3 separate regions of the Mus musculus genome follow, and regions 1 and 2 are each linked to region 3. Evidence: chromatin loops called from intact Hi-C (ENCODE). Cell type or tissue: heart. All regions are shown on one strand. Each heading gives the region's core, and the rest is flanking DNA. Links, peaks and the distances in the headings are about the cores only.

What was found. A loop is a pair of places that touch in the nucleus more often than their neighbours do. Peaks named below come from ENCODE experiments on the same cell type or tissue, not always from the same donor. Only the 100,000 strongest peaks of a DNase experiment are listed, where the experiment ranks them.
Region 1: it touches region 3 in a loop (2.5-fold over the local background); 14 of 42 quality-filtered maps call a loop at or near these places.
Region 2: a loop joins it to region 3, with 6 times the contacts of the local background. A loop is called at or near these places in 5 of 42 quality-filtered maps.

Annotation. Positions count from the first base shown.
Region 1 is chr10:127,319,411-127,329,697 of GRCm38, forward strand. Arhgap9 (Rho GTPase activating protein 9) reads left to right here and starts at 2,554. Exons shown (of 16, transcript NM_001285785.2): 1 at 2,554-3,021; 2 at 3,284-3,480; 3 at 5,709-5,789; 4 at 6,113-6,220; 5 at 6,434-6,492; 6 at 6,638-6,731; 7 at 6,922-7,017; 8 at 7,143-7,241; 9 at 7,463-7,604; 10 at 7,685-7,795; 11 at 8,228-8,326; 12 at 8,489-8,566; 13 at 8,684-8,737; 14 at 8,980-9,114; 2 more. The coding sequence starts at 2,706. The coding sequence ends at 10,260. In heart, for the core only: a CTCF peak has its summit at 5,244 (motif pointing right); DNase peaks (open chromatin) are centred at 4,301, 5,261, 6,941 and 7,601; H3K4me3 peaks cover 1,582 bases; H3K27ac peaks cover 1,257 bases; H3K27me3 peaks cover 6,610 bases.
Region 2 is chr10:127,310,058-127,318,574 of GRCm38, forward strand. Mars1 (methionine-tRNA synthetase 1) reads right to left here and starts at 1,729. Exons shown (of 21, transcript NM_001003913.2): 1 at 1,464-1,729; 2 at 387-477; 3 at 163-241; 4 at 1-81. The coding sequence starts at 1,572. It also overlaps the pseudogene Gm6283. In heart, for the core only: no CTCF peak of the experiment used is centred there; DNase peaks (open chromatin) are centred at 1,634, 2,424 and 3,704; H3K4me3 peaks cover 1,927 bases; H3K27ac peaks cover 1,561 bases.
Region 3 is chr10:127,167,866-127,177,983 of GRCm38, forward strand. It overlaps B4galnt1 (beta-1,4-N-acetyl-galactosaminyl transferase 1), which reads left to right. Exons shown (of 11, transcript NM_008080.5): 6 at 1-16; 7 at 1,879-1,977; 8 at 2,113-2,303; 9 at 2,726-2,866; 10 at 3,054-3,294; 11 at 3,751-4,475. The coding sequence ends at 3,968. It overlaps Slc26a10 (solute carrier family 26, member 10), which reads right to left. Exons shown (of 18, transcript NM_177615.4): 5 at 10,073-10,118; 6 at 9,222-9,304; 7 at 8,942-9,089; 8 at 8,707-8,820; 9 at 7,120-7,197; 10 at 6,941-7,036; 11 at 6,419-6,525; 12 at 6,234-6,303; 13 at 6,044-6,160; 14 at 5,940-5,943; 15 at 5,759-5,841; 16 at 5,617-5,671; 17 at 5,410-5,516; 18 at 3,528-4,711. The coding sequence ends at 4,673. Among named protein-coding and RNA genes, the nearest start is that of Slc26a10, 7.7 kb to the right of the region's middle. In heart, for the core only: CTCF peaks have their summits at 2,328 and 3,286 (motif pointing left); DNase peaks (open chromatin) are centred at 3,286 and 4,136; H3K4me3 peaks cover 1,596 bases; H3K27ac peaks cover 883 bases; H3K27me3 peaks cover 5,668 bases.

The DNA of each region.
Region 1 (10,287 bases), core at 322-8,321, 150 kb after region 3:
TTAAAAACAAAAGGGGGAGTTGGGCGTGGTGGCTCACGCCTTTAATCCCAGCACTCAGGAGGCAGAGGCAGGCAGATTTCTGAGTTCGAGGCCAGCCTGGTCTACAAAGTAAGTTCCAGGACAGCCAGGGCTATACAAAGAAACCCTGTCTCGGAAAAAAAAAAAAGGGGGGGGGAGGGAGCTGGAGAGATGGCTCAGGGGTTAAGAGCACTGGCTGCTCTTCCAGAGGTCCTGAGTTCAAATCCCAGCCACCACATGGTGGCTCACAACCATCTGTAATGAGATCTGATGCCCTCTTCTGGGGTGTCTGAAGATAGCTACAGTGTACTCATATATAATAAATAGATAGGCTGGAGTGAGCCGGGCCAGAAAAAATAATTTAAATCAAACAAACAAACAGACAAACAGAAAGCTAATTTTGTCAGGTATGATGGGTAGTTCTGAATCCCAGCACTGGGAGGCAGAGGCAGGTGGATCTCTGTGAGTTCCAGGCTAGCCTAGTCTATAGAGCTAGTTCCAGACAGCCAGGCAGGACTGTTACACAGAGAAACTCTGTCTTGAAAGACAAGCAAACAAAAAGATAATTTTAAATATCTGAATGAACACACAGGTAAAATCAGCCTCTGGATAAGGGAAGGAAGAGAAGGGGGCATGCTTCCCACAGTGAAACAGAGAGAACCTAAGGGAGTAGGTCCTGGAGGGTGAGGACCAGCCTGTCAGACCTTGGATTACGTCAGGGGAGGGGAGCTGGCTTGGCTGTCTCGCATCACCAGAGCGAAGAGGCACTCACCCTCTACTCCAGCTCTGCAAGCAGAAACTAAAAACCTTACACCACTCAGTGGAGGAAAAGCAAAGAATTGAGAAGTTTGCTTCTGATGCTCGGCACTCCCAGGCTAGTCAGTTCCTCTGCCGGCTAGGGAAAGGGCGACATCAGGTGACGTCAGTCTCCAAACACCTCTCATGATGTTTTTATTTATTTTTGAGACAGAGTCTTACTATATAGCTCTGGCTGTCCTGGAACTAACTAGATGTTGTTTGTTTGTTTGTTTGTTTGTTTGTTTTTAAAAAAGAATTATTTATGGGCTGGCGAGATGGCTCAGCAGATAAGAGCACTGACTGCTCTTCCATAGGTCCTGAGTTCAAATCCCACAACCACATGGTGACCCACCGGTAATGAGATCTAACGCCCTCTTCTGGAGTGTCTGAAGACAGATACAGTGTACTTACATATAATAAATAAATAAATCTTTTTTAAAAAAAAGAATTATTTACTTATTTATTATGAGTACACTGTAGCTGTCTTCAGACACACCAGAAGAGGGTGTCGGATCCCATCACAGATGGTCGTGAGCCTCCATGTGGTTACTGGGGATTGAACTCAGGGTCTTTGGAAGAGCAGTCAGTGCCCTTAACCACCAAGCCATCTCTCCAGCCCTAGAACTCACTATGTAGATAATGCTGGCCTCAAACTCATAGAGATGCACCTGCCCCTGCCTCCTGAGTGCTGGGTTGAAGGCGTGAGCCACTACATCGACTTCTGTACCGTGTGTGCACGGTCTCCAATTCAGCTGCAGTTAGTAAATTTCCTGTGTTAAGGTCAGTTAAGGTCTGGCCCCCTAAGCTGCTAAGGAGCTCATCCCTTTGTCATTTCTAGTTCTTGACGGCTCCTTCCACACAGGAGACAGTCCTCAACCAGTTCTTGTTAAGCATAGAAATAAAAAAGGCTGGAGAGATGGCTTGGCAGTTAAGAGCTCTGGCTGCTCTTCCAGAGAACCCTGGTTCAATTCCCAGTACCCACATGAGGGTTCACAACCGCCTGTAACTGTTGATCCCAGGGATCCAACACCGTCTTCTGGCCTCCTTGGGCAGCAGACATTTGGATGGTGCTGAGACATACACACAGACCAAACACTCACACATACAACAAGAATTGCAAATGGACGGAGCCCCATAATAAACCCGGGGACCCCTCCAGAAGGTTGATGCATAGATCATGCGCCCTAATGTGTCCTAGACGGGGCTGAAGGAGATATGCACTCTTCTTTTTTCCTTTCCTGCTCGCTTGTTTTTTTAGTTTTTCTGGTTGTCTGTCTGCACAGGAAACACAAAGCTTCGAGTCTGAGGCAGTTTGGGTGGTCACAGGAACACTGAGGCCTGTGTGAGCTTAAAAACGGGTCATGGCATAACCTTCCCTTCATCATTGTCACCTGTACTTTTGTCTGTGTTCTGCTCTTAGCCTGGCTCCTCCTCCTCCTCCTCCTCTTCCTCCTTATGTGCAGCTCAGGGCTCCCTTCAACATCCAGGATCAGGTCTTTCTGACCCTGGAACATCAGGTAACCTCGACAAGGTATCTAAAGATCACCAAGCTAGGTTGTCTTCTCAGATTCCCTGCCTTGCTTGCTGGGTAGGCTGCTGACCACATCCTCTCTCACCTTATTTATACACTTCCTCAACAGACACATCACACAGAAGTTGGACCCCCCCCAAACCTGTGCTGATCTCTCTCCCCTCTTCCTCTCGCCCTAAGGGTCCTGCACACACACACACACACACACACACACACACACACACACACACACACACACAAAAACACACACGCTCACACACACTCTTCAAACCATGCCCTTCTGTACGGAGGCACCAGCTCCTATTTCCTTCTGGAACTTCAGCACCCCCTTTTCCTATAGGTGACAGTGCCAGCCACCATGTTCTCAGGCCGGTGGTGGCCAAGTATCTGGGGAAATCTAGGGCTGAGTCTACAAAGCCCTTCTCAGGGACCCCAGCTCTGCGCCCTCTATCCGTTCACTTACACTGGGGCAGATGGCCGGCAGGTGTCTCTGGCTGAAGGTGACAGGTTCCTACTGCTTCGAAAGACCAACTCAGACTGGTGGCTGGCGAGGCGTCTGGGCGCACCCCCCAGCTCTCGGCCCATCTTTGTTCCAGCTGCATACATGACAGAGGAATCAATCTGCTGCCACAACCCAGCAGACACTACCTACAACAGCTCCCTCTGGACTCCTGGTAAGTAAGCTTTGAGCCTCCCCCCTCTTCACCTTTCCGACTCTCTGACTCTTCCCGCTTGAGCGCTGAGAGCACTACTCTGTCTTACCTTCTGCGGACTCCTTTGATAAGCCTAGTTCTCACCCAAGCCACTGTGGCGTCCCCTTTACACTCTTAGCTCTAGGGCCCGTGTCACTTCCCGGCAGCCTTGCCCTGCATTCCTAGACAATTCCCAAGGTCATATCTGTCCTCACCTGCCACTCCTTCACATCTCTCTTTCCAGGGACAAAGCTGTATCATGGCTCCCTGGAGGAGCTCTATCTGCCTCAGGAACCCCAGGTTGCTTCTGGGCAGCCTCTTCACCATCCCCACAAGATGTGCAAAAGTGTCAGCACGGGCAATGTGAAGGCCTGCTCCCTGAAATCCTTCAAGGAAGGGCCAGGAGAAAGGTCTCACTGGTGGATGACAGAAGTTGCTGTGGTGAGTTACAGAGCTTCCTGGAGCATAACTCAGAGCTTGGTCGGCCGCCTGCACTACAGCAGGGTGGGGCGGGATCTATGTGAAGTGGTGAACTGGACACAGCCTCCCTCCCTTAAGTACTGAAGGTAGGAGAGGGGGACACAGACAACACCCCTCCCTTAAAGATCAGAGAGGAGGGGAGAGGGGGACAGATGGACACAATGAGGAGAAGAGGCTGAGGTGCTCTGAGAAGATCTCGCAGGAGCAGGAAGAGTGGCCATAAGCAACGTAGGGGATGAGAAAGGACAGTCGAGTTACAGAGGCCCTGGAGGAACAGGGTATCCAGTACAGCCAAAGGAATGTCAGCAGACTGCTTTTCTCCAGTTCTAACTCCTAGCCCAGGGCAAGGTTTGTCCTAAAGTCCTGTCTTCAAGTCAGGACACTAGCAAGTTCCTTCTAACACTGAGTGCCTTGGTCAGCCCCTCCCCCACTCTGTTGTCAGTTGTATTTTGAGCCAGGGGTCTTAGTCCGCAGTAGGCCCAACTCGCCCCGCTTCCTTTTGTAGTTCAGACCGACCTCAAACTCCAGCAGCTGTCCTGCCTCAGCCTCCCAAACGCTGGGGTTGCTGGGATTACGAGCAAGCCCAGTGTACACTCTCTCTTTCACGGGTGTATAACAAGTCTTTCTCTTCCCTAGCTCTAGCGTAGTCTCTCACTTCTTGGTGTCTTCTTTTACTCTCGATGGTGTGAGGACAGGTCACTCTCTCCTCCCCCCCCCCAAAAAAAAAGCCTGTTCCCCTTTCCTGCAGCTCTGGGGCGGGGTTGCGTGGGGGAGGAGGGAAGTTGGCAACAGGAAGTGAGGAGAAGAGCAAAGACTGTGAGGGGAAGAATTTTTTAAAAAACAGCCAGGGACTGGGGTTTCTACCCATGTACCAGGGCCCCCCCCGGGCCCGGAGCTGACCGTGAGTAAATGGGAGAGAGATCGGGAGGGACAGGGGCAGAATAAGTTTTCTCCTCTTTCCCAGCTTCTCGCTCCTGGGGCAGGCAGGATCACATCCTGTCACAGCTCCCTGTGTACTGTAATCTGGCGGGCCTTCTCCGACGTCCAGGGTCCCTGGTCCGAAGCCCTTGCATCCCCTCGCATGCATTACAGGAGGCTGAATGGCTGCGAGCAGCTCCCAACAGAATTCTAAAGAGAAAGGCACTGAGTGTCTCTTTCTTCAGCTCTCAGACCATTGAGGCATGGACCCCAAGGAATTAGAATTACCCCAAGAGTCTTATGCTGGGGAATACAAGGTTGGGGTCCTGATCCCAGCCAGAAACGGAACTTGTCTCCCAGGAAGACGGTTCACAGTGTTCTGACACCTCTTCAGACCTTCCTGTGGCAGAGACGGAGCTGGGACAAAGATGAACAAGGACCATGCCTTTACCAGGACTGCCTAATTACAATTACCTTTTTTTTTTTTTTTGAGACAGGGTCTCCCTATGTAGCTCCTAGTTCTGGCTCCCCTGAAACTCACTATGAAGACCAGGCTGGCTTTGAACTCACTGAGATCTGTCTGTCTTTGCCTCCCAAGTGCTGAGATTGAAGGTGGGCATCACCATGCCTGGCTTTGTGATTACCGCTTGACTAAACCTATTCAAACCTGAACTGCATGTTAGAACCCTAAAAGCAGAATTGGGGATCATCGGATCTATTTATAAGACTGATCTGCTCTCACTGCGGCCACATTTTGTATGTATAGGTGTTTTGCCTGCATGTATGCTCCTATTAACACCTGCATGCAGTGCTCTCAGAGGCCAGAAGAGGGTGTCAGGCCTCCTGGAACTGGATTTACAGCAAACTTCAGCCCTAATGAGGATGTTGAAAACCCAGCCAGCACCCGCCCCTCCCCATCCCGCCCCGCCCCGCCCCGCCCCTCCAGAAGGTAGCCAGTGCTCTAAACCCACATATATCTTTCTTTGTCCTTTAGCATTGTCTCTTTGATTGATTACTGGGGACAATTAACAGAGCTTAGATTTCTAGAGCTGCCAGGACACAGACTTCGGCCCTAACAATGCCAGTAGCGCCTGGACCCCACCTGGGGATGGCGCTCGTGTGCGGCCCTCCCCTCCTGTTTCCCCTCCATCTTCTGTTCTCCGTTTCTCTCTGGGGCTCTCAGAAGGTCAGAAGAAAGAGGAATTTTGTGAGAAGTGTTAAGAACAGTGGAGGTAGCATCCAGATGTTGCTTTGTCTTCCCCTAAACTCAGAAACCGGGCTCCATGGAGCAGACAGAGACTTTGACTAGGGACAGCAGTGCCCTACAGCCTCAGGAATGGCTCGATCCACAGGTGAGAACCCTCCCACTTCTCAGTCACATGTTAAAAAGTTAAATTTATATTTTTAGATTTATTTATTATATGTAAGTACCTTATAGCTGTCTTCAGACACCCCAGAAGAGGGCATCAGATCTCTTTACAGATAGGTTGTGAGCCACCATGTAGTTGCTGGGATTTGAACTCAGGACCTTTGGAAGAGCAGTCAGTGCTCTTAACCGCTGAACCATCTCTCCAGCCCCCAAAGTTAACTTTTTATGACCTTTCCCCTATTCCTTCTACGGCCTGGGACCTCTAAACCGAAGGTTCTTCTTCCTGTTTCAATCTCCCACCCTCAGGGTTTACCAAGCCTCAGCCAAAGCGTCCCATGGCTTGCTCTCTCTGAACAGCCGGGAGCCTTGAGGCCCTGTTCAGCTCTGCCACAGCTCCTGGATGACCCCCACGTGGTGAGTACTTCCTGTCTTCGAATGCCAAGATCCTTTCTGCATAACCCTGCAACACCTGCTCCTCTGAAGCATTTTCTTTCTGGGTGTTTGCGCTTCTCTGGTCTCCCCCACCCCAAACTTTAACGGTCCCCACTTCTGGTAGATTCCTTAGAAACTCTGGCGGCTGTGGGTGGCACAGGGTGGCTTACAGACGGTACTCCATACCCTTCCCAGGAAGAAAGGTCAGGCCTGCTCAACATGACCAAGATTGCTCAAGGAGGGCGCAAACTCAGGTGAGAGCTCAGAATATGCCCGGGGTCTGGGCTGGTGGATTTCACAGGGTAGAAAGCCGTAATGGTGCGGGGAGCTCAGGCACTCCAGGTGAAATTCTAAAATGACCTTTTAACTACCTCTCCTCCTTCCTCTCCTCCCCCACAGGAAGAACTGGGGCCCTGCTTGGGTGGTGTTAACTGGTAGCAGCCTTGTGTTTTACCGAGAGCGGCCACCGCAGTCTGCATCCCTCCAAGGCTGGGTGAGTATCGGCCAGGGGGGTGCTGCAAGGGTTTGGGGTTACTGGTTTGCGCCTCAGGCCGACTGAGGCGGAGGCGGCGAGGAAGGAAATGGAGAGGAAGGTACAGGAAAGAGGAAGCAGCTCACCTCCCTGGAGAGGGAAGCGGTGAGGAAACAAAACTCTTTGCCTCAGTTTCTCTCATAATTGCCAGGCGCGGGCTGGGAGCCGGCCGGAGAGTAGCGTGGACCTGCGCGGGGCGGCCCTGGCCAGCGGGCGCCAGCTGTCCAGCCGCCGGAACGTCCTGCACGTGAGTGTCTTCCGCGCGTCCCCAAAGACAGGGTGACCCGAGGTCGCTCGTCCTCGCAGCGTTTTAGGCACTCCTAGCTAACACTCGCCTTTCCCCCGCCCGGCTCCCCTACCCTCCACTCCCAGATCCGCACGGTCCCGGGACATGAGTTCCTGCTGCAGTCGGACGAGGAGACCGAGCTGCGAGACTGGCACCGCGCGCTGCGGACTGTCATCGAGCGGCTGGTTAGAAGGGTGCAGACCCTGGAAGGCACCCGGGAGGCGAGACCCCGGAAGGGGGGACCCCCCGTGGGCCAAGAGAGCTAGGGAAGGGCTATGGGTATCGGACAAGGAAGTCTCCGATAGAGCCCTGCCTTTGACTCCTGCTGGAATGTGGGGCTCTGGCACCGAGGTGGGGGTGCAGATGTTCTCCTGTCCAACCTCCTACCCCGGCCGCCCGGGTCTAGGATCGGGAGAACCCCCTGGAGCTGCGTCTGTCGGGCTCCGGACCCGCCGAGCTGGCCGAGCTGAGCGCTGGTGAGGATGACGAATTGGAATCGGAACCGGTGTCCAAGTCCCTGATGCGGCTTGGCAGCCGCAGAACTTCCAGTACGAAGCGGACCGGAGCTGGCCGGGCTGGGGTGCAGGGAATGGGTCCTCCCCTCAGCTCACTGTCCTGGGTTTTGCAGGTCGGTGTGCAGAGGGCACTGACCAGAAGAACCGCGTGCGGAACAAGTTAAAGCGGCTAATCGCCAAGAGACCAACCTTGCAGAGCCTACAAGAGCGGGGTCTGTTCCGAGGTAGGGTGGGCTGGGCCCGCTGGGGCGCTGCTCTTCGTATCGGCTTTACTAGAGTCTTTATTTTGTGTAGATTTTGTTTTCGGATTTTATTATTGTAGAAACAGGCTTTCGGTATTTATATCAGGCTTTACTCAAAGTTAGGCAATCCTCCTGCCTCAGCCTGCTTAGTGTTGTAGGGATAACAGGTAAGAGGCACCATGCCTGGCCTGATAAGTCAGTTTTCAGATCTTTTATATCCCTGATCTTAGCATTAACTAAAACTCTAGTGAGGCTCAAAGTAGAATTTCCAGAGCTAGATTCCAGTCTGAGTCCGCCCCTGCCTCCCCCAACCCCCACTGCCCACCCTCATCCCCCGTTGTTTGCAGGTCAGAGGGAGGGCCTACTTGCTCCCAGGTAGCAGCCAACTCCCCACCTCACTCCCTTCCTCTGCAGACCAGGTTTTTGGCTGCCAGTTGGAGTCGCTGTGCCAACGGGAAGGGGACACCGTGCCCAGCTTTGTCCGGCTTTGTGTTGAGGCCGTGGATAAAAAAGGTTATTTTTCCGAAGACACCCCCCAACACCCGCGCCTCTGAAACCTCCCCTTCCCCATGCTCCAGTCCTTTGCCCCCATCCCTGCCTTCCTCCTGACCCCTCTCTCCCTCAGACCACTCCCATACATATTTTAGCGTTAGAGACCTCATCCTTGTCTCCTAGGTCTAGACGTGGATGGTATTTACCGGGTGAGTGGGAACCTGGCCGTGGTCCAGAAACTCCGCTTCCTGGTAGACAGAGGTGAGACAACTTGGGAGGAAGTCCACACCGCCTCCAACACCTCAGAACCCAGAGTGGTTCTGAGTGAGGGAGTTGGAACCGCATGCCTAAGCTACTGGTCTCTCCTGTATGTTGCAGAACGGGCAGTGACCTCTGATGGGAGATACATGTTCCCAGAACAGGCAGGACAAGGTACTTACATGGGAAGCTCAAAAAAAAAAAAACAGCTTTATACTCCAATTAATCCCCCATGTCCTTGACCCTACCCTTCATTTGTTGTCCTACTATGCTCTACTATGGACCATCCCCACATTCTTGTGACCTGGCTTTGATTGTATTTACCCAGAATTCCTAGCCTTTGAGTCAGGAATTCTCTGGCTCTCCTGAACCTTCAACTCGAGGAACCTCTTACCCCCCCCCGCCCCCCCTTCTAGAAGGCAAATTAGATTTAGACAGTGCCGAATGGGATGATATTCACGTGGTCACCGGAGCTTTGAAGCTTTTTTTCCGGGAGCTGCCACAGCCTCTGGTGCCTGCATTGTTGCTGCCTGACTTTCGTGATGCCCTTGGTAAGGGTTGAGGGCTTCAGATAACACCCCTGACGTGGGCGGGCATGTAGTAAAGAAGAGAACAGAGGGTCCCTTCTGACTTTACTGGGGATAGAAAATAATTTATATGGTAACCCTCTGAATTATTCTCGGAGGGTGGGGATATGTGTGTGAATGTTTGCTAAGAGTTGATGTTGGGCTTTGTGGAAGAGTGGAGGGCTTTGGTTCTGCAGCAAGGCAAGCTTACTGTGTGTAAGGCCCACAAGTACCAGACAAGTGATACCATCAGGGGACATGGGAAAGAGTGAATTTACACACCTGGTTGTAACCCTTTCCCCAAGTTCACTCCCTGTCCTTGCCTTTACCCTCCCCAGAACTTTCTGAGCCAGAGCAGTGCCTCTCCAAAATCCAGAAATTAATAGACTCGCTGCCGAGGCCCAACCATGACACTCTGAAGTACATCCTGGAGCATCTGTGCAGGTCAGGGGGACTCAGCAACCTTGTTCGTGCTGGTGAGGATGGAGTGGGTGTTCACTGGGGACCCTGACCAGGGAGGGTGGGGACAGGGAAGCACTGACTTGTGTCTGGGCCTTTGACTAGCTCAGCCAAATGAAGGAAATGAGCAGAAGGAGACAAGGAGGGCTCTGTGGGAGAAGTGAGAGGATGGTCTTCCTTCCCTGGCCTTAGTCTCCATGGGGCAGGGTAGCTCCCTTGGTTGAGCTGTACTTGGGCACATAGAGTGTGCTCCTCCCACAGTGCACAGAGGACACTAGGGGCTGTCCCTGCAGCTGAGAGTCAGGCACTTGGACCCCACTTGTGCCTCCAGACTGCATCCTGAATGTTCCTCCACTGGTCCATCTCTGTTCCCTGTTGGGTCTGTTCTTGCGTGTGGAAGGATTCCAGAGTGACTGCTGACCTGCTCAAACCTAATACTGCTGTACTGGTCTGTAGTGGGTAGTTATCACCTCTCTTCCTTCCCTTGGCTCTGCCCTCAGGGTGATAGCACACTCGGATAAGAACCGAATGACCGCCCACAACCTGGGAATTGTGTTTGGACCGACACTGTTTCGACCTGAGCAGGAGGCCTCTGACATGGCGGCCCACGTATTCTACCCCGGGCAGCTGGTCCAGTTGATGCTCAACAACTTTGCCAGCCTCTTCACTTGACCCAGGCGAGGAAGAGGAAGGCGCTTC
Region 2 (8,517 bases), core at 1-8,000, 140 kb after region 3:
GACTCTCCGAAGTGGGCCAAGTATATCTTCCCCTTTCTTGCCTTGAACCACTAGACAGTGTAGGGCAGCAGACAGAACTGGCTAAAATGCAGGGGAAATGGGTCAGGATGTTCATACAGAGGAAGGACAGGCTGCCCTCACCTCCCTGATACACGGATTCACCTGCAGTTCTGTTGCCTCCCATTCCAGCCACTGGTTGGTGAGATCATCTTGTTCCCAGCCACATAACAGAAAAAAATATCTGCCCAGGGAGAGAAAGTAAGTTGAAGCATCTGTCTAGTTCATGGATGAACCCACAGTAGAACAGTATTTGCAAATAAGGTCACAGAAAGATTAGTGATTCACCCTGATTTGGGCACCTCCCCACACCAAGAACCAATACTGACCGGCAGATTGCACTAGCAGAGAAGAGGTAGTTGCCACTATCCAGCTGCAAGACAGGGACCTTAGGCCGGGTAAGGAATGGTACCACACACTCTGAGACAGAGGAAAATGGGTGAAAATCAGGGGTAAGAAAATAAATGAGGAGGCTGGAGAGATGGCTCGGCTGTTAAAGAGCACTGACTGCCCTTCCGAAGGTCCTGAGTTCAATTTCCAGCAACCACATGGTGGCTCACAACCACCCGTAATGAGATCTGACACCCTCCTCCAGTAAATCTGAAGATAGCTGCAGTGTACTTAGATATAAGGCGGGGCGCAGCCTGAGCAAGCGGGGTTGACCAGAGCAAGCGGGGTTGACAGGAGCCAGCAGAAGTCCTGAATTCAAATTCCCAGCAACCACATGATGGCTCACAACCATCAGTACAGCTACGGTGTACTCATATATACATTAAATAAATAAGTAAATCTTAAAAGAAATGATTTGACGTCACATTGTGTGCTGGAGGCCTGGGTTTTCAATCTACAGTTTCGAAGGTAAGAACACTAACCGGGGAGGGGTGGTGGTGGAATATGCTAGAGGGGCCAGCTAGTGTTCAGTTGAGACTGCCAACTGCAAACAAGAGGTAGAGTCTACAGAGAGGTATAGAATAGTGCTGCAGTCAAGCTGTCAGGGAGGATCTGACCAGACAACTCTTAGAAAGTCACCCAAAAAAGTTGTCTGGGAATACGCAATAAACTTCAAGGACTGAGTGTGCACATGTCTGTACTGAGGTCCTGGAAGGAGAAAGGGGCTTCCCCAAAACGACACGGGAGGTTGGAGGTGATCGCGAGAGTGACCGGGCTGAGAGGGAGTTGCCATGATAGGTGGGTCCTGGAAAACTAACCAGAGGGGAGACTTAAAACGAGGTTTGAAGAGTACAGTGAGGGTAACTAAGGGAACTAACTTCAGAAGGGTTACGGAAACAAAGGTTGGCGTGACTAAAGTTAACGTTGAGTCGATTGGGGAACGGGCACTGGAGCCTGGCAAACAACTGTGAGATGAACACCCCTCACCCGCCGCCCACCGGCAGCCACTCCAGTACCTTCGGGGCCTACGGTGCTGATGAGCAGCTCCGCCCGACCCCGGGCCCTCGCGGCCGCAGCCAGCACGGGCAGGCTCCCCGGGGAACCCTCGCTCACGAACAGTCTCATCGTGCCTCGGAGCCCACGCTGATGCAATCGGAACCGGCCTCCCGCTCCTGGGTTAAGCTGCAAGGCACGTCGGGAAATGGAGTTCTGTGTCGGCCGGACGCTCGCGGTAGGCTCCAGGAAAGCCGACTACTCATCCCATCACGCACCATTACGAAACAGGAAATGGTTACCAACGAGACCCGGAAGTTGACGGTGCGGGCTAGCGTGGCACTCTGGGTCGGCCGGCTCCGAGAGGGTCCTTTGAACTGTTGAAGTCGGCCGCTGTAAAGCGATCCGATGGAGACGACGCGATGGGTGGCATTTTCTGATTCCTTACTGGTCGTTGAAGTGGTATCGCACGCGCCGATTCAAGTTGTTAAGGATCGGAGTTTTTAATTGGTTTGTGTGCGGGTAGTCCGAGAGCGTGGCGATGCATTTAGCTACAAGATTAAAAATCAGTTGGGGAACTGTGAGCAAACTTTAGTGTCAACGTGGAAATTAATGTGGCTGTCCATCAGCCACAAAGGATGTGGCTCGCGAACCTTTATTACTTAGGAATTGGGAATGTAGTTTAGTTAGTAAGCGTTTGCTTAGCATGTGCAAACCGCTGGGTTCACCCCCGGTACACAACACTGTGTGGTGGTGTGTCCACTCCTGTAATCCCAGCGTTGAAGAGGTGGTGATAAAATTATCATAAATTCGACGTTATCCTCTATTGCAAGCCAGCCTAAGCTACTAGGGATCTGTCAGTAAATCAGTGAGGAAGCCTGGAAAGATGGCTCAGCGGAGAACACAGGCCAGGCTGTCCTTTTCCTGGACTCTCCTTTGACCCATTTGCATGGTTGACAGTTGTCTGTAACTTGAGTCCTAGGGGAATCATGCGCCCTCTTCTGGTCTTCATGATTACTGCATGCATGTGGTGCAGAGACCTCCCTGCACTCGAAACCCCTTACAAATAAAAGAAAAAGGAGTTGGGTGTGGTGGGACACTCCCTTAATTCCAGGACTCAGAAGGCGAAGGCAGTTGGATCTCTTTGAGTTCAAAGCTATCCTGGTCTTTATAAACCTAGTCTCAAAAAAAAAAAGTGTGTGGTTTTTGTTTTGTTTTATTTTGTTCTTAATTAAAAATAAGGGGTTTAGAGATAACTCTGGTTCGGGAGCACTTGATGCTCATCCAAGCACACACATGACAGGCAGATCACAACCTTCTGTAACACTAGTGCCTCTTCTGGCCTCCATAGACCTGCCCAAAAATAGTACACTCAACTTGCAGGCAAGACCTTGATACACATTAAAAAAAAACAAAAATAAACCAAGCAAGCCCTGACATAAAAGTGAAAATGCACTAGTCTTCCATTTACATATAGCTAGACAATCACAGCAAAGGGAGATGAGAGTTATGCTACAAAAGGTCAAATTGAGGGGGAAGTGAGAGATTTCGCAACAAAGCCAAATAAACACATGCAAAGGGATATCTTATCTTTAAAAAAAAAAAGTATGAGGCTCTTCTCATACAGTGCCAGCCTCGTCCTGTAGACAGGATGGTGAAGGTCGGTGTGAATGGATTTGGCCGTAATGGGTGCCTGGTTACCAGGGCTGCCTTCTGCTCTGCAGTTGGCAAAGTGGAGATTGCCATCAACAACCCATTTATGGACCTCAACTACATGGTCTACATATTCCAGTATGACTCTACTCATAGCAAGTTCAATGGCATGGTCAAGGCTGAGAAAGGGAAGCTTGTCATCAACGGGAAGCCCATCACTATCTTCTGGGAAGAGATCCCACTAACATCAAATGTGGTGATGCCGGTGCTGAGTATGTTGTGGGGTCTACTGGTGTCTTCACCACCATGGAGAAGGCTGGGGCCCACTTGAAGGGTGGGGCCAAAGGGTCATCATCTCTGCCCCTCTGCTGATGCCCCATGTTTGTGATGGGTGTGACCCACCAGAAATATGACAACTCACGCAAGATTGTCAGCAATGCATCCTGCACCACCAACTGCTTAGCCACCCTGGCCAAGATCATCCATGACAACTTTGGCATCATGGAAGGGCTCATGACCTCGGTCCATGCTATCGCTGCCACTCAGAGACTGTGGATGGCCCCTCTGGAAAGCTGTGGTGTGATGGCCTTGGGGCTGCCCAGAACATCATCCCTGCATCCACTGGTGCTGCCAAGGCTGTGGGCAAGGTCATCCCAGAGCTGAACGGGAAGCTCACTGGCATGGCCTTCCATGTTCCTACCCCCAATGTATCCGTTGTGGATCTGACATGCCACCTGGAGAAACCTGGCAAGTATGATGACATCAAGAAGGTGGCAAAGCAGGCATTTGAGGGACCACTAAAGGGCATCCTGGGCTACACTGAGGACCAGGTTTTCTCCTGTGATGTCAACAGCAACTCCCACTCTTCCACCTTTGATGCCAGGGCTGGCATTGCTCTCAATGACAACTTTGTCAAGCTCATTTCCTGGTATGACAGTGAATTCGACTATAGCAACAGGGTGGTGGGCCTCATGGGCTACATGACCTCCAAAGAGTAAGAAACCCTGGGCCACCCACCCCAGCAAGGACACTGAGAGCAAGAGAGAGGCCCTCGGTTGCTGAGGAGTCCCTGTCCCAACTCGGGACACTGAGCATCCCCCTCACAGTTTCCATTCCAGCCCCCAAAGATGATGGAAGAGGCTTAGGGAGTCTTACTCTCTTTGAATACCATCAATAAAGCTCACTGTCCCCTTCCCAAAAACAAACAAACAAAACCAACAAAAACCAGTATGTGTGTATGCACAAGGTGGGCACACAGCTGTGGTGCTTGTGTGGAGGTCAGAAGATAACTTTGTAGAGTTGGTACTCACCTTTCTTTGCTTTTGTTTTGTTTTTTTGAGCCACAGTCTTTACATTTTGTAGCTCAGACTTTCCTAGAACTTGCTAGGCAAACCACGATGGTCTGGCCCTTACAGCAATAGACTTGCCTGGGCTTCCCAAGTGCTGGCATCAAAGGCATGTACCAGCACACGAGGCTCATCTTCTATCTCTGTGTGGGTCTCCAGGACTTCACTGCTAGCATCTTTTCCTGATAAGCCATCTGGCTGGCTCCAAAACCAATACAGGGTGGCTAGCTGTAGTGGCACATGTTTCTTTTTAAGGCTTTTTTTTTTTTTTTTTAAGATTTATGAGCGAGGGGGTGGTGGCACACGCCTTTAATCCCAGCACTCGGGAGGCAGAGGCAGGCGGATTTCTGAGTTCGAGGCCAGCCTGGTCTACAGAGTGAGTTCCAGGACAGCCAGGGCTATACAGAGAAACCCTGTCTCGAAAAAAAAAAAAACAAACAAACAAGCAAACCAATATTTATCTATTTATTATATGTAAGTACATTGTAGCTGTCTTCAGATGTGCCAGAAGAGTGCATCAGATCTCATTACAGGTGGTTGTGAGTCATCATGTGGTTGCTGGGATTTGAACTCAGGACCTTTGGAAGAGCAGTCAGTGTTCTTAACCTCTGAGCCATCTCTCCAGCCCCCTAAGGCTTGTTTTTTATGCACAGTGTTCTGCCTGCATATATACCCACATGCCAGAAGAGGGCATCAGATCCCATTATAGATGGTTGTGAGCCACCATGTGGTTGCTGGGAATTGAACACAGGACCTCTGGAAGAGCAGTCAGTGCTCTCAGCCAGAGTGTGAACTGGGATTTTGTGTGTGTCTCTGAAACTCTTCGATTTTGATGCCAGCCTTGTCTACCCAGTGAGTTCCAGGACAGTCAGGACTACACACAGAAAAACCCTGTGTTGAAAAACCAATATAACAATATCCAGTGGACATGTCTCTCACACCAATAACCAACCAGCAGACCAAGACAGAAGATTGCTCCAAGTTTGAGACCATTTAGGATACAGAATGAGTTCAAAGGCTAATCTGAGATACACAGTGAAACCCTGTCTCAACAGACCCCAAATTATATTAAAGGTGCTTGCCCCAAGAAACAAGCCTGATACCTTGAAGTCAATCCCCGGGACCCACAGGGTAGAAACAGCTCCTGAAAGCTTTCCTCTAACCTACACACACACACACACACACACACACACACCCCGAAAGTAAATATAAATAATAAATGAAGGAGCTGGAGAGAGGGCTCGTGGTTAAGAGTGTACTGTAGAGATCCTTACAGAGGATTGGGGATCCTAGCATTCACACCGAGACACTCACAACTGCTTGTAATTCTAGCCCTGTGGGATCTGATGCCTTGTTCTAGACTCCACAGGCACCAACATTCACATACACACACACATGCCCACACTGATACACACACACACACATGCCCACACTGATACACACACACACATGCCCACACTGATACACACACACACACACACACACACACACACACACACACACACACGTACACACACACAAACACATGCCCTCACTGATACACACAAACATGCCCACACAGGCACACACAGAGAGACACATAATCAAAAAAAAAATTTAATTTTTCAAGATTCCAGACTTTTTGATGGTAGCAGATAAGACCTGGGGAGAGGAGAGTTCCAGGTCTGGTGGGGCAGGCCTGTAATCCTGATACGCAGTAGGCAGGGGCAGAAGAATTGAACAGTGAGTTCAGGGTCAGCCTCAGGCTATAAAGGAAGTACTAGGCCAAAAATGACAATTATGGGGACTGGAGCCGTGGCTCACTGGCTAAGAGCGTTTGTTCTTGCAGAAGGTCAGGGTTTGGTTTCCAGCACTCATGTACACTCACACACGTTTATAAAATTAGAAAAGCCAGACACTGTATAAGCCTAGAGTTCCAAAACTTGGGGTACAGAAGCATCAGGAGTTAAAGGTCATTTTCACCTACATAGTCAGTTCAAGGCCAGCCTGGGCTACGTGCAACCCTATCTCAAAATAATATTTTCCTCCTTAGGATAAGTGCTATGTGTATAGATGTTTCGATTGCATGTGTGTGTCTGCACCACATGAGTACTTGGTGCCCCATAGAGGTCAGAAGAGAGTGTTGGATCTCTGGAACTGAAGTTACAAAGGGTGATGAAAAGCCACTACGTGGGAACTGAACGGCCAATGCTTTTAACTGCTGAGCGAGTGGTTTCTTCAGTCCTGAGCCACATAGCAAGACCCTTCCTAAAATTTCAAGGGCTAGGCTGGTGTGGTGGGTTTAACCCAAGCACCCAGATAGCAGAGGCAGGCAGATTTCTGTGAGTTTGAGGCCAGTCTGGTCAACAGAGTGAGCTCCAGGTTAGCCAGGTCTACATAGTGAGACACCATTTTTTTTTTTTTTTGAGACAGGGTTTCTCTGTATAGTCCTAGCTGTCCTGGAATTCACTTTGTAGACCAGGCTAGCCTTGAACTCAGAAATCCGCCTGCCTCTGCCTCCCAAGTGCTGGGATTAAAGGCATGCGCCACCATGCCTGGCCCTTTTTTTTTTAAAGCTTTATTTATTTTATGTATATAATGAGCACACTGTAGCTGTCTTCAGACACACCAGAAGAGGGCATCTGATCCCATTACAGATGGTTGTAAGCCACCATGTGGTTGCTGGGAATCGAACTCAGGACCTCTGGAAGAGCAGTTAGTGCTCTTAACCGCTGAGCCATCTCTCCAGCTCCAAGCCCCCGTCTTTAGAAAATAAAATAAATACAAGGACTAGAATGTGACTCAGTAAGAAAAATCTTGTCTGCTCTACAGAAGGCCTTGGGTTCAATTGCCAGCAAAGTGGAGGGAGAGGACTTGGAAAAATACAAATTTCAGTGTTTGATAATCAGTTGAAACACTGTGAGTGGAGAGGAGAAAGGCAAAAAGCAGCTGGGGTTCTGCAGGCACAACGGGGCACGTGCTTCTCTATCAGATGCTGGTACTGTCTCCACCACAGTGAGTCTTATCACACTACACTTTAGTGTAGAAGAGAGTACCAGCCCCTACTTATCATCACAATCAGCATGGTCCTGCCTAGCATAAGTATTAACAAGGACTCAACTGATATTTATTAAATTTAAGTCTAAAAGCTGAATATCAGCTCTGAAAGTGTCTTAGTTAGGGTTTTACTGCTGTGAACAGACACCATGACCAAGCCATTATTTAATTTGGGACTGGCTTACAGGTTCAGAGGTTCAGTCCATTATCATCAAGGCAGGAACATGGCAGCATCCCGGCAGGCATGGTGCAGGAGGAGCTGAAAATTCTACATCTTCATCTGAAGGCTGCTAGCAGAATACTGGCATCCATGCAGCTAGGATGAGGGTCTTAAAGCCCACACCCACAGTGATGCACCCACTCCAACAAGGCCACACTTCCTGGGCCAAACATATACAAACCATCACAGGAAGAGAAAGAGATTTGTAGGGAAGTTTAACATGTTCAATTTGGTACAAACAGAATTTATAGCACCTGTGAAATACTTGTGGCGTTTTTAGGTGGACAGCAAATAAGACCAGAGACCCAGAGAAAGATCTGGACTGGAGATACAGTGCATAGCAGGATACAGAGGCCATTTGAGAGAGTAAGATCTCGAAGGAAACACAAAGGACACAGCTCAGATGGGGTTTTGTGGTTTAAGGAATGGGTGGGCGGGTGGAGGAAGTTTCTCCCTCGTGGTGCAGAGAAGCATCAGCCACAAGGGGAACAGGAGAGGACAGCAGCAGAGATCAGTTGGGCTGTGTGCCACTGAACCATCAAACAGCCCCAGGATTACACTGCCTGTGCAGAGTGGAGGAGTCTCCTTAGAAAGGGGGAGAAGTGAAGTAGTGAAGATCACTTGTGTAGGCAACTCCAAGAACTTAGAGAAAGGGTAGAGAGCAGGAGGCAGAGGAGAGATGGAGAGGCACACTGTGCACTGCCTTGGAGGCCAAGCTTTGACTGTAGAGCACAGACTGGCCTTCACCCTCTCCCCTCAGCCTCCTAAACACTGGCATTTGCAGGTAGTGAAACACCCACCCACACCCCCACATACACTCCT
Region 3 (10,118 bases), core at 1-8,000:
AACACAGCAGACACAGGTGGGAGGCCCGAGGAGGGGTAGGGACAGACTGAGAGAACAGAAAGAACCAGAAAAGCAAATGACCACGTGTGGGAGGCCCTCGGGCAATGGCCAGAACAGCCTAGACACACAATGAATGTTGCAAGTGGGCCAGCAGGGCCAGGAGTCAGAGGAGCCTTTGTTTATCTAGGGCCAAAACAGGCCAGGGAGAAACCAGAGCTGGAGAGCATTCCCACTTCTGTCTGTCATCACGGCTCCAGGAAGTGACCTGTTCCTGGCTGTTTCTAGCCCAACACTTACCTTGCCAAGCTCCCTCACCCTTCCTCCTTTTTTTCTCCAAAACTGGCTTTTCTGAACCTGCGCCTACCTTAGGGCCTTTGCATCTGCCGTTTTCAGGAATGTTTTTGCCTAAGTTTGTTTGTTTGCTTTCAAGGTTGGCTCCCTCTTGATGTTTACATCTGGGCTCAGACGTCTCCTGTTTGCTTGAAACAATGTCCCTTGCCTCCGCTTTTACACTAGACGTTTCTTATTTACTCAGCCTAAGCTTTGACGTTGTAAAATATGGACAATTTACTTTTCTGTGCCTAAGCTTAGTTTCCTGCAATAGTTTATCTAGTAAGATTACCATGAAGATTAAATGGCTTCATCTATTTAGAACACATTTTCAATTTTTTTGTTTTGTTTTGTTTTGTTTTGAAAACCATCTCATTTATTTAGCTCTGTCTGGCTTCAGACTCACTATTCAGCAGAGCCTGATTCCTGCTCCTTGGTGTTGCTACCTCCCAAATCCCAGGATTACAGATGTATGCCACCACACCCAATTTACAGAAAAATTTAAATCTGTGCAGCACAGAGGAAAGTATAGTGATCCATGCCTGTAATGTTCGTACTTGGGAAGCCATAGGAGGAGGAGAGAAATTTCAAGGGTAGCCTAGGCTACATAGCAAGAGCGTGCATGTGTGTGTGTGTGTGTGTGTGTGTGTGTGTGTGTGTGTGAGGCATGTAGTAAATGCTCAGTAAAGATTAACTTGTTCTGTTTTGTTTTTCGAGACAGGGTCTCTCTGTGTAGCCCTGGCTGTCCTGGAACTCACTCTGTAGACCAGGCTGGCCTCGAACTCAGAAATCCACCTGCCTCTGCCTCCCAAGTGCTGGGATTAAAGGCGTGCGCCACCACTGCCCGGCTGTAAAGATTAACTTTTTTAAAAAGTTATCTTTTATCTATGTGTGGTGATGTTTATCTATATAATCCTAGCACTTAGGAAACTGAGACAGGTAGAATTGCCTTAGTGTTGGAACAAGCCTGGGTTATATGCAATAAGTACCAAACCAGCCAGGGCTACAAAGCAAGACCCAGACTCGAGAAACCAAAGTGGGGTGGGAGGCGTCGAGAATCTCATTGTCTTTGTTCCACCTCCTAAGCTGTAAGGTTTCTGGGCAGAAGCTGTAGCTCAACGGATACCATGCTATACCTAGCATGCACAAGACCAGGGGTTGAGTTCCCAGCACTGCACAGATGCTGGCACCCCTACATGATGTCTCTCCTTAGGAGACATCTGTAGATAATAACACCTGCAATCGCACTCAATAGGCACAGGCAGGAGGTTCCAAAAATTTAAGGTCATCCTCCGCAACCATGGTGCTGGGAGGAGAGCTGGGTGTTCCCAGCTGGGCGGTAGAGTGCTTGCCAAGCACGTGTTAGTCTCTAAGTTCAATTCCTAATACCACAAAACAACATGCAAGCTCCACAGAAGTCAGAACGGTATGATCTTGCCCACCAAGGCCTGAAAAGGCAGAACACAGATTAAGAGTTTAAATACTGGCCGCTGAAAGGAGAGTGCTCTTCTAGCCTTAAGGGCCCAATTCCACCTCCTTTCTTCCCAGTCCGGTTCTCCACCAAGGGACATGAAGTTGCCTTCACCATCCTCGTAAGACACCCTCCCAACCCCCGGCTGTACCCACCATCATCCCTACCCCAAGGAGGTGAGGCTGAGGCTCCAGGGATTAGGAAAGTAAAGAGGGGGTTGGCCCTGGGGGTGGGGGTGGGGCTGCTTTCCCACTCTTTCTCCCCCCACCCCCGCCCGCCCCCTCACACTGGCCAATACACCTTGCTTTCAGCCGAGTACAACATCAGTGCTCTGGTTACCATTGCCACCAAGACTTTTCTTCGTTATGATCGACTACGGACACTCATTGCCAGCATCCGACGCTTTTACCCTACGGTCACCATAGTCATCGCTGACGACAGTGACAAACCGGAGCGCATTAGCGACCCACACGTGGAGCACTACTTCATGCCCTTCGGCAAGGTGCGCTGCCCGCAAAGCAGAGCGGGGGCGCCAGAGGACTCTGGGAAGGGGGCGTGCCTCAGCCAACAGCTTCCAGGGTGCTGATTAAGGACCACTTCCCTCAAACAAATGTGTGCCTATCACAAGGGCTTCGGAATCAGGAATCCTGCCTATCTTATTCGTTCCGCATTCTTGAAATGGTGCTTAATACCTATAGCAATACAATGGATGTATGCACGAAGCAATGAAATACAAGACCCTTCCCCCAAAGGGCTCAAAATGTCTAGGAAAAGGGTTGGGACCCTCTGGGAAGTTTTAAACCTAGTTTCCGGTCATCGGAAAGCTCTAAGAAGTCTAGAGCAGGACACAGGCTGTTTTGAGTGCGGGGAGAGGGAAAAAGATGTCAGGCTTTTTCTGTTCCCAACCATATACAACTCTTCTAGGGTTGGTTCGCAGGTCGGAACCTGGCGGTGTCCCAAGTAACCACCAAATACGTGCTGTGGGTGGACGACGACTTTGTCTTCACGGCGCGCACGCGGCTGGAGAAGCTTGTGGACGTGCTCGAGAAGACGCCCCTGGACCTGGTAGGGGAGGAGAGCCGGATGTGGGGTGGGAGACGGGAGAGCGGGACGTCCAAAGGTGAAGCGAGTCTGGGGGGTAGTGTGGGCCCTGTGTGTTTCGATAGGGCGAGGGTGGGGCAGGGGCGCGGGGAGGAAGCGTTCTACTCTCGGGGACCTGGTCTTAGCTGGAGCATCCTCTCGCCTCCTGCAGGTAGGGGGCGCGGTGCGGGAGATCTCGGGCTACGCTACCACCTACCGGCAGCTGCTGAGTGTGGAGCCGGGCGCCCCAGGCCTTGGGAACTGCTTCCGGCAAAAGCAGGGCTTCCACCACGAGCTCGTTGGCTTCCCAAGTTGTGTGGTCACAGACGGCGTGGTCAACTTCTTCCTGGCGCGCACAGACAAAGTGCGCCAAGTGGGCTTTGACCCACGCCTCAACCGGGTGGCACATCTGGGTGAGCGGCGCCCCCTCCTGGCAGTGCGTAGGAATGGGAAGGACCAGGCGCGGTTCTGCCACTTGAACCCTCCCACCACCCTCTGCGCTTTCCCTAGAGCAGTTTAGAGAGGCTGACAAAGGTCTGCACTTGAAACCTCCACTTCCTTCTGCCGGACATCCCACTTAACACCTCACACAGCGCAGGTGCCGGTCAGCCTTGAACTTCCTCTCCACTGCAAAGGTTACCTTTCTGCCAGCTGCTTCCCCAGTTCAGACCCTACTCAGAGGGAGTGAACTGGTATTTATTGAAATGAACCCCACACGAGAGTAAATCAGAGCAAAAGAAGCTAGAGTGTCCTCAGCAACATAGTTTTTCCTTAGCTGCCCTCTGAGCCCTGTATTTCAGTTCAGCGTAAGGATTGCCGTCTCTCCCCTCAGGAGCTTTTAACCGTTGCTCTCCCCACCCTCACCCCAGAATTCTTCCTGGATGGACTTGGTTTCCTTCGTGTTGGCTCCTGCTCTGATGTTGTTGTGGATCATGCATCGAAGGTGAAGCTGCCGTGGACAGCAAAAGACCCAGGAGCTGAAACTTATGCCCGTTACCGGTACCCGGGATCACTGGACCAAAGTCAAGTGGCCAAACATCGCCTACTCTTCTTCAAACACCGGCTACAGTGCATGACCGCCGAGTGACGTCTGATTTGGGCCTTCACACTGTCAGGCTGGGCCTGCCTCCTTGTTCCTTCCAGGATTATCCACCACCACCTCCATCCCTGTGCACCCCACTGATGAACACCCTGGCTTCCCGATCCTCTCCACCAATCTGATTCCTAACAGGGGCTTGTCCTGGTGACACCCTTCCTTTCTGTGAGCGACCAGAGGCCCGATGGAGCCATATCCTCTTCCCCCCACAGCCAGTGCCAAGTCCTCCCACAACCCCATTCCTATGGGGCAGGAAATGGGGAGGTTCACTTTCCAAGTGCCAAAGAGCCCAGAAGGACTCTAAGACCCTCAAGTGGAAACACTCTCACCTCCCGAGGTGGGCAGGGAAACTCCCAATTTGCAACCCCAGGGACATGCACCCCACCCCAGCTCTGGATCCAGCACCGTGTGTACCGGCTCCCACATACCCCCACAGAAAGCACTGTGACTGTAGTTCTGTGGGGCTGGTGAACACACGGTGAAAGCCATTTTTACTTGTGTCTCTGTGGTACTTTGGGTGTGGCGGGGCTTGTGGGGGGATGGGAGAGCTCCACGTGTAGATGCCGAGACCCACTCCACGGGCTTCTGGTATTCTCGGCTTCATTTTATTGGTTGCATTGGGGTGGGGGGAGCTCAAGGACCGTGGCCTTCCTCACACGCGGACTGTTGGGCCCTCTCACACTCTAAGTGCATGGTCAGACCCACACCGTGCAAATCTTTGGGCCAGTAGGTTTCTGGAGAAGAAAAGTGGACAGTTAGGGAATATTGGGTACCATATTCCCTGAGACCTACCAGTAATCTGGTAGCATGTCACCCCTTTGGAAACCTTAGTTCAGTTCTCCACCCTTGGTAAAGGGTGCCCCAGACTCTTTTTTTTTAATATTTATTTTTATTATTGTATATTATTAATATAATATATAATATTATTCTACTGTAGTTGACTTCAGTCACACCAGAGGATGGCATCAGATCTCATTATGGGTGGTTGTGAGCCACCATGTGGTTGCTGGGACTTGAACTGGGGACCTTTGGAAGAGCAGTCAGTGCTCTTACCCGCTGAGCCATCTCACCAGCCTGCCCCAGACTCTTGAACTTGGCTAGGTTGTTTGTTTGTTTGTTTGTTTGTTTGTTTGTTGGATGGATGGATAGATTGGTTCATTTGGGTTTTGAGGTAGGGTCTCTCTATGTAGCTCTGACTGCCCTAGACCAGGCTGGTCTCAGACTCATAGAAATGCTCCTGCCTCTGCCTCCCATGTGCTGGGGGATCACAGATGTGCCTGCCCCTGCCCTCCAATCTACTAGGCAGCTTCTCTCTACTTCCCCCTTGATCTTCCTCAGTCCCTTCTCTGAATCCCTGTCCCCAGGTCCTCATCTATTCCATACTCTAGCCCAGCACCTCCTGGCTCCCACTCTTGATGCTCCTCCCCCTTACCAGCCTCTCCAGTGCATGTGCAGCAGCATCCTGGACACTCACAAAGAGTTGTTCTGGAGACACGCTATCCAGGAGTCTCGCCCGGGTCAAGGTCTCGAGCACCAAGGCTGTGTGGGAAAAGTGTCAGGGGCTGGGGCCTCTACATCCACCCTACAAGTGTCCAGTCAGTCCTCCACCTCCCAACCCTCTATTCTTCACTCCACGAACCATTACACTGAGCCAAGAGAAGGTAGATCCCATCGTCCTGGCACCGCCTGGTGAGCTGCAGGAATCAAAGAGGGGTTAAACCCAAATCGAGGGTGCAAGAGGGATGACTGGGAGCTTTTCCTGAGTTTGACCACTCCCTCACCTGGACCACTTCCCGGGCCCCTGCAGCATCTACAAAAGTGATACCACTGAAGTCTAGGATCGCCACTCTGACAGGCTCAGCACCTAAGGAGGGAGGAAGCAGATGTGCCAGCCAACTCCGTGGTTCATGACCGAATCTCTCTCCCTCTGTCAGCCCACCTCACCTTTGTCAGGTACACTACCTGGCTGTAAACAAAGACAACAAGATCACATAAGTGCCATCCTCAGAACCCACTGGCCTCCCAAACCCAGAGGGTCCACGTTCCTCCTCCACCAAAATCCTCACCTTGATTCTTTCTCCAAGCCCCAGATGCCACTCCAAGATTCGGTGGAACTGCCCACGGGTTGCAAAGTAGAGGGGTGCTGGATAACTCAGGATACAAAGACCTGGAACTTGGAGGAGCTAAGGGGTAAGACTGTTAGAAACGGCCTGTCTGATCACTCCTGCCTTCTTAGGCTATATACAGCCCACCCACCTTACGGCTCTCTCTGATTGGCCTGTAGAGCTCCGTCCCCTCAGCCAATCCAAGCTCCAGGCACTGCACCCTAGGAAAGAAGCTCAAGTCAGAGTCCCAGCCTCAGCCTGGCCTGGTCTAGCCTGGCTGTAGTCACCACAGGGTACCTATCCCCCTTCCCTCATTTGGTGCCCATCTCTGCTCACCTCTGAGTTCTGCAGACCACTGTCATCATGGAGACGACCACACCCACAGCCAGGCCCAGGTCCACATTCAGGGTCACGACAGCCACCCACGTGACTATCCACACAGCCTGAGGGACATGGATATGGGTGGATTCTCCAGAAGGAACGGAGGTTCAAGGACAAATATGAGCAAGGGAAAGGAAGCGTGGTGGACAGACGAGTTCACTTAAGCCTACACACCAAATATAACACCAGACCCTGGGCAACCCGGGAGTCTGGATTGGGGGTGTAGTTCAGTGGTAGGGAACTCTCCTAATATTTATGAGGTTCTGGGTTCAATCTTCAGAACCCACTCCAAAATACCTCCAAACAAACACGCAGGCATGGCGAATCACATCCCACCCTCTCCTTTCCCCCAATGTATGTATGAGGTCTGTATGTTGGAGGTTGCACGGATTAAAGAATTTAGGGTGGTCAACTTTGGTCCATGGCAAAACCGGGGCGCTTGGGGGGTTAGCAACCTGGCATATTGCCATTTCTCACAAAGTCCACATGGCTGATGTGCCAGAGCTGCGGAAGTTCTTGCATCTGGAAGAACATCTGGCGCATGCTGGAGATATTGATGCAAGCCAGGACAGCCTTGAGATGGAGAAGATAGGCCTTTGTCAGGACAAAGGTTCCACTCACACACGCAGCGAGCGTGCACCTCTTTCCCACCCTACCTTGGGCAGGTAGTAGAAGAAGGGCCTCAGCCACAGCAGCGCTGCCAGGACCACTGCGCAGGAGAAGAGGCCTGCCAGCTGCAGGAAGGAAAGACAGAGACAAGACAGGGAGACTCCTCCACCCCGACCCGAGTGGGAGCTTCTCTCCCTGGCCGACTAGCCTGTCTCATCTTCTTCAAAACTCTCCCTCCTCCCCCAGAAAAGTCTCCTTCCTCCCAAAACTCCATCAACACAGAAAATGCCCTTCTCACCCCGTTCTTGATGTTCTGCCAATCACACTTAACCCCTCCCCCCAGCTAAATGTCTATCACTTGCCAGTCCCTCCCAGATGTGCACAGTTCAACCTCCCCATTCTTATAGCCCATCGCCATCTGCAAAGGTCTTTTGGTACTGATGCTTTGAGAAGCAGGCTAGCCATCTGTGTAGGATATAGCAGGGAAAACAAAACATATAAAGGTAGGAGTGGTATGTAACCATTCTTTCTTTTTGTTTACTGTTGTGGTTTGGTTGTTTTGGTTTTTGGGTTTTTAAAAGGTTTATTTATTTTATGTACATGACTACACTGTCGCTGTCTTCAGACACACCAGAAGAGGGCATCTGGCAGGGAAATGGTGGTGTACACCTTTTATCCCAACACTTGGGAGGCAGAGGCAGGTGGATTTCTGAGTTCAAAGCCAGCCTGGTCTACAGAGTGAGTTCCAGGACATCCAGAGCTACACAGAGAAACCCTGTCTCGAAACAAACAAATAAACAAACAAAGAGGGCATCAGATCCCATTACAGATGGTTGTGAGCCACCATGTGGTTGCTGGGAATTGAACTCAGGACCTCTGGAAAAGTGGCCAGTGCTCTTAACTGCTGAGCCATCTCTCCAACCCGAAGGTTTTGGTTTTATTTTGTTTTGATTTGTTTTGTTTTGTTTTTGAGATCCTTATGAGAACCATCAGAATTATTTTATCTCCTACATTTATAGGTATGTGTGTGTGTGTTTGAATGTGCGTAGAAGCACAAGTGTGTGCAGGGACAACATACCTGTGTCCCAGTTCTTGTAGAATTCCACACTGGGCCTCCTCCCCCATCACCTTATTCATCGAGGCAGGATCTCTCAGCTGAACCCAAAGCTCTTGGGTTCCTGCCCCCATCCCTGCCTTCTAGACAGGTCACCATACCCATGGACCTGGAGGCTTGAACCCCTGTGCTAATGCTTCTGCTTTAACCACTGAGCCATCTCCACAGAATGGTGGCAGTCCCCTTTCCACAGTCACTATGTGCCCCAGCCTGCCTTGAGCCCCAGACAATCCTCTGCTCTGTCAGCCTTCCTAGTTCCAGAACTCTGGGTATGTAATACAACACCTTGATGTTACTGTTTTTATTTTTAATCAGGTCTGAGGCATTGTAGCTTTTGCTTACGGCCAACAGAGGTCCTCATGGAGTTCCGTTATTGTCTAACCCTCCTCTTCATAATCCCATTACCATCCTGGAATATGTAGATGCTAAATCCTGGGTTATCCACCTGTTCCCCACTCTCTCCTGCCACCCCTGTTGAATGTCCCATCCTTTCTCCTCATCCTCTCAAGGATACCCTTACCTGTGTATTCCCACCAGCATCCACTAATAAGCTGGTTGTAGCCAGTGTGGCCGAGTTGGGAAAGCAAGAGAAGAGAGAAGAAATGAGGTTGGAGACACCGTGGGCCAGGAGTTCCTAGAAGGACACAGCAGGATGAAGATGGGGAAGACGTAGGCACGGGGTGGGGTGGGGTGGGGAGGAGTGAGGCTAAGGGGCTTAACTCTGAAAAGGGATGACATTCACAATTAAGTCACACCTGATTGGGCTCAATAGTGTAGCTGTACTTGTCTGCATAGATGGAGGCCAGAGAGGTGGACACAGCAAAAGTCACCAACGAGATAGGCAGGGAGTCGGCCAGTATCCTGGGCAGCTCATCCAGGGTGGGGAGGAGGGGTTGGGGAAATCTAGGGAAGGAGAAAGCCAGGATAAGGGTGGGTCCGCCGCCGGTGCTACAGGGAACAGAGGAGACAGGAAACAGGAAGGGGCGGGGCAGGGGAGGGGTATCTTGGGAGAGGTGGGCGAAGTCTTTCTCTTACCCTCCAGGCAATGGTCCCACTACCTGGACATTGTATCTTGTGTCCAGGGAAGAGGTGAAGCAGAGCACCGTAGCCAGAAGCACCTGAAAACGATCACACCTTTTGTTTCGTTTTGTTTGTTTTTGTGTGTGTGTTTGTGTTGGGTTTTTGTTTGTTTGTTTGTTTTGTTTTGTTTTTGAGACAGGCTGTCCTGGAACTCACTTTGTAGACTGGCCTCGAACTCAGAAATCCGCCTGCCTCACAAGTGCGTGTGCCACCACTGCCCGGTTTAGAAGAAAGAGGTTTAACATGAAAGAGAATCCCTTTGCGAGTGTGGGGGCCTCTCTAGAGTGTAGCAGCTGATGAGGCCACAGACTAACTCACCTACACTGAAGGAAGAGTCCGTGTTTGCCCGGAGAGAGGGACAAAGGATCTAAGAGGAGGTCCTTTGGGATTGATGGACACAAAAGACACACTTGAGCCAAGTGAGCCATTCTAAGCGGAGAGCACATGTGAGTTGCCTGTGGAAAGCTGTGGCATTCATTTACACTGGAGGAGTTATCTGGGCGGGCAGTGAAAGGAATTACAGTGAGGGTCCCCGAGGAGAGAAAAAGTGCAGTGGGAAGGAAGGAGAGGAGCAAAGAGAGGCCTGACGCTCGACTCCGGTAGTGGAACAGTTCAGGTGTGTGTATGTGTAGCGGGGGAGTTCGGATGGCTCAACTGCTCTGGAAAGATGCTTGGAAAAGTACGCGTCACCGTGATCTCTCGCTTGTGACTCCTGAGATTTCCACAAGGGGGCGACAGCCTCTAGATCTCACTGGATGGGGAGGATCCGGATACAGCGGGGTCCAGGGATCTAGAGCCGCCCTCACCATGACAACTTCTCCTGGGATTGGAGTAAGTAGCCTGTCCCGGAAT